Regions from separate parts of the Homo sapiens genome. Here region 1 is linked to region 2. A link is an interaction called in ENCODE POLR2A ChIA-PET data of the cell type or tissue named here. Cell type or tissue: GM12878. All regions are shown on one strand. Each heading gives the region's core, and the rest is flanking DNA. Links, peaks and the distances in the headings are about the cores only. Region 1 overlaps RPL32 (ribosomal protein L32). Region 2 overlaps IQSEC1 (IQ motif and Sec7 domain ArfGEF 1).

The links. Peaks named below come from ENCODE experiments on the same cell type or tissue, not always from the same donor. Only the 100,000 strongest peaks of a DNase experiment are listed, where the experiment ranks them.
Region 1: POLR2A ChIA-PET joins it to region 2 with 7 read pairs; 1 of 35 experiments calls an interaction of 5 or more read pairs at or near these places.

Annotation. Positions count from the first base shown.
Region 1 is chr3:12,835,565-12,838,474 of GRCh38, forward strand. RPL32 (ribosomal protein L32) reads right to left here. Exons shown (of 4, transcript NM_000994.4): 4 at 1-659. The coding sequence ends at 530. Among named protein-coding and RNA genes, the nearest start is that of SNORA7A, 3.4 kb to the right of the region's middle. In GM12878, for the core only: no CTCF peak of the experiment used is centred there; no DNase peak of the experiment used is centred there; H3K4me3 peaks cover 850 bases.
Region 2 is chr3:13,068,221-13,071,130 of GRCh38, forward strand. All of the region lies in intron 1 of IQSEC1 (IQ motif and Sec7 domain ArfGEF 1), which reads right to left. Among named protein-coding and RNA genes, the nearest start is that of IQSEC1, 3.8 kb to the right of the region's middle. RefSeq lists enhancers at 1,522-1,601, 1,612-1,781. In GM12878, for the core only: a CTCF peak has its summit at 280; a DNase peak (open chromatin) is centred at 1,491; H3K4me3 peaks cover 1,266 bases; H3K27ac peaks cover 1,951 bases.

The sequences.
Region 1 (2,910 bases), core at 34-2,533, 230 kb before region 2:
TTAACCGTGGTGGATTACCTGGAAGAGCAATTTGTACATCATCCTGTTCTTTTTGGACAGAAGTTACAGGATGCAATTTAGGCATCCCGTAAGAATCTGTGTAAGAAATTCATCTGGATATTTCCATGCATATTTTCTCAATTCTCACAAGCATCACATGGAATAACTTGTCACCTAACTTTACAAAAGCAAGGCTAAGAATGACTACTTGTGGCTTGGGAGCCACAAGCTTCTTCAAGTGTCTCAGAACCTACCTGGTGTGAGGGCCAAGTCTGTACCCCTCATACCCAGCCTCAACTGGAGATGACTAAGGCTAGTCTGTGCACTTGAGGCCACATTCCCCTGTTCAAGGACTGAGTGTCCTTTACAAATCCCCTCCAAATGGGAGATTCCAAAGGGGCTTAAGCAAAAGAACAATCTCTGTGGCAAACTAAGTTGGCCAAGAAGCTGAAGACTTAAAATCAAGGAAGGAAGATGCCAGATGGCAGTTTTTACATTTATTTAAACAGAAAACGTGCACATGAGCTGCCTACTCATTTTCTTCACTGCGCAGCCTGGCATTGGGGTTGGTGACTCTGATGGCCAGTTGGGCAGCTCTTTCCACGATGGCTTTGCGGTTCTTGGAGGAAACATTGTGAGCGATCTCGGCACAGTAAGATCTGCAAGAGAATCAAGTAGGTAAGGAGCAAGACAGCCCTCAACACACTTGGAAAATTCCATTGGAGAGGCAATGAGTCCCAGCACCAAGCTAAGAGAGGGCTGCTTGGTAAGTGGCTGTGGAATGACACCTACATGCCCCCAAATCCTGACTATGGTTCCCTGGTGGTGACAAGAATGCTTTCATTAAAAAGTACCCTCATTGTCCCCTCTCATCCTTATAGCAGCCTTGTAATCCAGGCATTACCTCCATTTTACAGATAAAGAAACCAAGGCCCACAGCAAGCAATGGACAGGGATCCGGGGCGAACCCAGGCCCACACTCCAGGTTCAAAGGTTCTCCCCCAGTCACAGGGTGCTTGACCTTGCCCATGAAGGTTCAGAACTCTTTGCAAAATGGTCAAGAGCAGAACCCAAGAGTCTGAATGGAGCCAAGAGCACCTGGTTTGACTGCTGAGGATACAAAGCAAGTTGAGAAGCAACAATGCTTAAAGTCACCCAGTCATAGCCATGCCTATTACCTGAGGACTTCAGATCCAGTTCTAACTCATTCCTCACAACTTTTTAAGAGGCAGCTACACTGTGCCCCATTTGATAACCAATAGGCCTAACAAGCACACTTCAGTAAGGAGGTGATTTATGAAGCCACCCACAGTGGTTAAGAACAGACATTCCACCCCTAAAGCATTTTCAGCAAAGAGAGAAGCAGCAGGACTGTGAGGAGTGATTGAGGCAGTGGACACACAGCTCTTTTCAAGAACCCTGCCTTAACAGCAAGACAGCAAATCCAGACAATTCTTGTTTTATATGAGTCCACTCAAATTCAAAGCAATTGTATTTTTAAATGTTTCTACGTTTTAAAGACTTAGGTTATATTACACTTCTCATCTGTCTTTACTTTTCAAAAAACCCTCCTGTCCTTGTCCATCTATATATTTGATAATCACAATCAGAGTGTACCCACCATTTTAAATGTGTCCCCCCTGGCTTGGGCATTTTCCACACTACAACACTCGAATCATTTTGAGTGGACCCACAACATTTTATCCAGCACTCTACAATTCTCTCATTATATTTTCAGTTGTTTCCAGTGGGTTATTGCTGCAATGACTAGCTTTAGTTTGCCTGCTTTTCCATTCCTTAAGGACAAATGCCCAGAAATGGAACTTAGAGATCAAACGTCAAAGAGTATTTCTATGGATCTTAAAGACTGCCAAGCTGCGCTTACAGAGCATATGCCAACCAGCCAACATGTGCACTGCAACTGAGTAATCATGTTGGCCATACAACAGGTATTGCCTGTTACAGTTCAACTCATACAGCCAACTGTGGTTTCAGTATCCACCATTAATTCCTTCGCCCATCTTTTCTAACAGAAATTTTCAGCATTTCAACGCCTGGTTAAATTTCCAATCTTGGAAGGTAACCACGTTAGAATACTGGTCTTGTTCATTTTTATTACTTGTATCTACAACCACTGTAGGTGAAAGTTATCTTTGTAAACGTAAACACAAACATCCTAGTTAGTCACACACACTCCATGTTCTTTCTAGTTTACTTAGGAAAATTCAGCTTTTTGGCTTTCATTTACCAGTAAGTGAAGAAAATAAACTGTCACTTCCCATGAGAATTTTTCATTCCACTGCCCTAGTTTTAATCTAAGCAGGTCACTGAGTCTTTTATACACAAAGCTCACCAAGTGTCTAACTTACTCAAAACACCTAGAACTAGCTGGGTGTGGTGGAGTGTGCCTGTGGTCCTAGCTACCAGGAAGGCTGAGATAGGAAGACAGCTTGAGCCCACCTTGAGTTTGGGGCTGCGGTGTGCCATGATCACAGCTGTGAACAGCCACTGCACTGTAGCCAGGGCAACACAGAGCCTGTCTATCTCTAAAATCAAACCAGGCCAGGCATAGTAGCTCATGCCTGTAATCCCAGCATTTTGGGAGGCTAAGGCAGGCAGACCGCTTAAGGTCATGAGTTCAAAACCAGCCTGGCCAACATGGTGAAACCTCATCTGTACTAAAAATACAAAAATTAGCCAGGAATGGTGGTGCACGCCTGTAATCCCAGCTCTTGGGAGGGTGAGGCAGAAGAAACGCCTGAAACTGGGCGGTGGAGGTTGCAGTGAGCCGAAGTCATGCCACTGCACTCCAGCCCCGGCAAGAGAGCAAGACTTCATCTTAAAAAACAAAAACCAATAAAACCCACCTGGAACCAATGCCCTGCAAACCCTCCATGTGCTTTCACCTCT
Region 2 (2,910 bases), core at 276-2,775:
GGATCCTTTGGTGGAAGATGGTGGCAGGTGGGTCAGAGGTAGGTGCTTGCCTAAGCAGACGCTACTTGTTGCCCTGCCTGTCCAGCAACTACCAGAAAAGTCTGTTCCTCTCAGTCTCTAAAATTCACCCCAGACAGGGTCTCTAAGTCCCAACATCATGCCAGGCCATGCCAGCTTTGGGTATACAACGGGGAGCAGGCCTGGGCCCTGGCCTTGCAAAGGGGCAGAGGCAGTGGCCAGGCCTCTGAATTTTCAGGCCCCAGGCTCATGACACCCCCTCATGGTTGGGAGGCCCCAATGCAGTTCCCCAACCTCTTTAACCCCCAGTCTTTTCTTCATATCTTTAGCTTCCAGCATGACGATGTGACTCTTTACTCCAGGGCCTCCATGAACAGCCCCAGCCCCTTTACCTCTCTTCTTGGTCCACTCTGCTCCAGCAACACCATCCTCCCTCTGTGGCCCAATCCTGTCAAGCATGCCCTCACCAGGGCCTCTGCACTTGCTGTCCCCTGCACCCGGGGCCCCCACTCTTCTCCTGGATAGTTCCTCCTAATCATTTAGATTTCTGTTCAAAGGTCACCTCCTCCAGGAAGCCCTCCTCACTTCCTGAGTGGCCACACAGTTCACTCAATCCATTCCCATTGGGCTCTCTATCTTCTTCATTTCTCTGTGTCCTTCTCCCCTGCAGTATCCCCTGAGAGCAGCACCCTCTCAGTGGTTCCCAGCACTGAGCTGGACATACAGCAGGTGCACCATGAACACTAGCTGAAGGCAGGGAAGTGAAGGCCCAGGCCTGGTTATGCGGCCTTGGCTGCATATCCCAGTCTTTCTGAGTTATAACCAGGACCTGCCCAGTGGCTTCCTGGGGCTGTAAAGGGTGGATAGATGCTACAGCATTCTTGGAAAATAGCCCAGTGCTGTGTGGGTCATTCATAATAACCATTTTTAATAGTGATCACTGCATGGCAAGAAAGGCTACCGGTCATCACACGTGCTTGAGTGAAGACTGGGCCTCCGGTTCCCTCCCTGCATCTCTCTCGGTGGGCTGGGGCTGCTCTTCCCTGGCATCCAGCCCAGGCCCACTGTCCAGCAGATGCTGATAACTGTGCCTGCAGAACTGACCCAGCCAAGGTGATAATGGTGAAGGCTCAATGCACAAGTTTCTTGGAGGTGTGTGTGTGTGTGGAATGTTCCAGGCCCAGTCCCACCAGTGTCCCTTCTTCTGTCTAGGGGAGACCCACCAGGGCTTCGCTTCCTTCATGAAGGCCCCACTGCAAGCAGCAGGTCAGGGCATCCCACCAGAGGGAGACCACTGCCTCCTGCGGGGGCCGGCAGGTCATCATGTCCCCCAAACAGAAGGAAGAGAGGGGTCGGGACAGTTCCAGGCAGTGAATGAATGATTGAACAGGCATGGGTAGGCGAGTGCTCCACTGGCCTGGCCAAGCAGCCCACATCTCACACACCACAAACTCCTCACAGCCTCACTTCCTGTGTTCAAGTGACAGGATGTGACATGCCCATGAGGACAGAGGGGCCCCTTGCAGAGATGATGAAAAGGATGCTGTAGTTACAGAATTGAGGGCCATCCTTCATTCAGACACCATTCATGAAGCTGCCAGTACAGCAATGACCTCAGGTGTTAGCAAGTTTGATTCAGGGTCTGATTCTTGGAAGCCTCCTGATGTTCCCCCATTGGGTTAAGAAATCTTCTCCTGCTTTTGTTGTCATCCTTTATCCCATCCAGTGTGCCACCTTCACGATGGACTGAGCCCTGACCGGGACAGAGTCTCGATTCCATAAAGCTCCCTTGGGTGCACACCAGGGGCCCAGAGAGTGGAAGTGGCGAAAATGGAGGCTAGGGAGTGAGGACAGTGGGGTGGGGGTGGGGGCCCGCCGGCAGGGCTCCACTAGGCTGAGGATAGCCTGGCTGTGCCATGCACAGGGCCGCTGGAGCAAGTCTGTCCCGATTTGACATGTGGCATGCTGGGGAAGGGACACCACTGCCAAATGTACGGCAGGAAACAGCTGTGTGACCCCAGTCAAGTTCCTTCCCCTCTCTGAGCCTCAGTTTCCTCTTCTGTAAAACGGGATCGACAGTATCACATTTTACAGCAGTTGGTGAGACCCCATGAGGCAACTAAGCATGAGAACGCTTTGCAATCAAGTTGGGCAGCTCTGATAGTGGCTACAGTGCAACTGTTGGGAAAGTTAAACATCTAGAGATGCTCAACACCCCATCTCCTTTCCACACTGAAAGGCAGGGTAACAATAAGGTCTGAGCAGCAGGTGCTGGGAGAGCCTGGGCCTAGAAGTGGGCCTGCCGCGGGTTCTGGGTGGGGAGTAATGGTGGGCAAACACAGGCTTATCAAGTGCAGCAGGGTAACCTCAGGAAAGGCCTGCTCTTGGTTACAAGATCCTTGCGTACAAACAGAGCCACCCCCTCCAAGTATCTTTGGTATTTCTGGTGCCAATAGGTTTGGTGGCAGAGCGGGGATGGCCTGGGAGTCACAATGCTCAGACTGGGAGCCTGAGAGCTGGAGAAGAGTGAAAAGACCCACAGAAAAGAAAGACAGTGAGCGCTAAGCCCCCTCGGGCCAGCCCCTCTCTTAGGCAGGAAGGCTAGACGAGCTTATTCCAGGAATCAGCAAATCCACCAGAGCCACGTGTTCAAATGCAGGTGGCTGGGCCCCCAACAGATTGAAGCAGACTCTCCAGGGAAGAGTATTGGAATCCATATAGAACATTGTCCCTGCAAAACTGCAATTGGATAGGCTTGGGCAACGCAGCCACAGTGAATAGCTGCATCACGGGAACATCAACCACACCTGGACATTAAAATCATCCGGAAAATGAAAAAGATCCTGAGGCTTGAGCCCTCCCCCAAACCTAGAAACCAGAATGTCTGGGGGT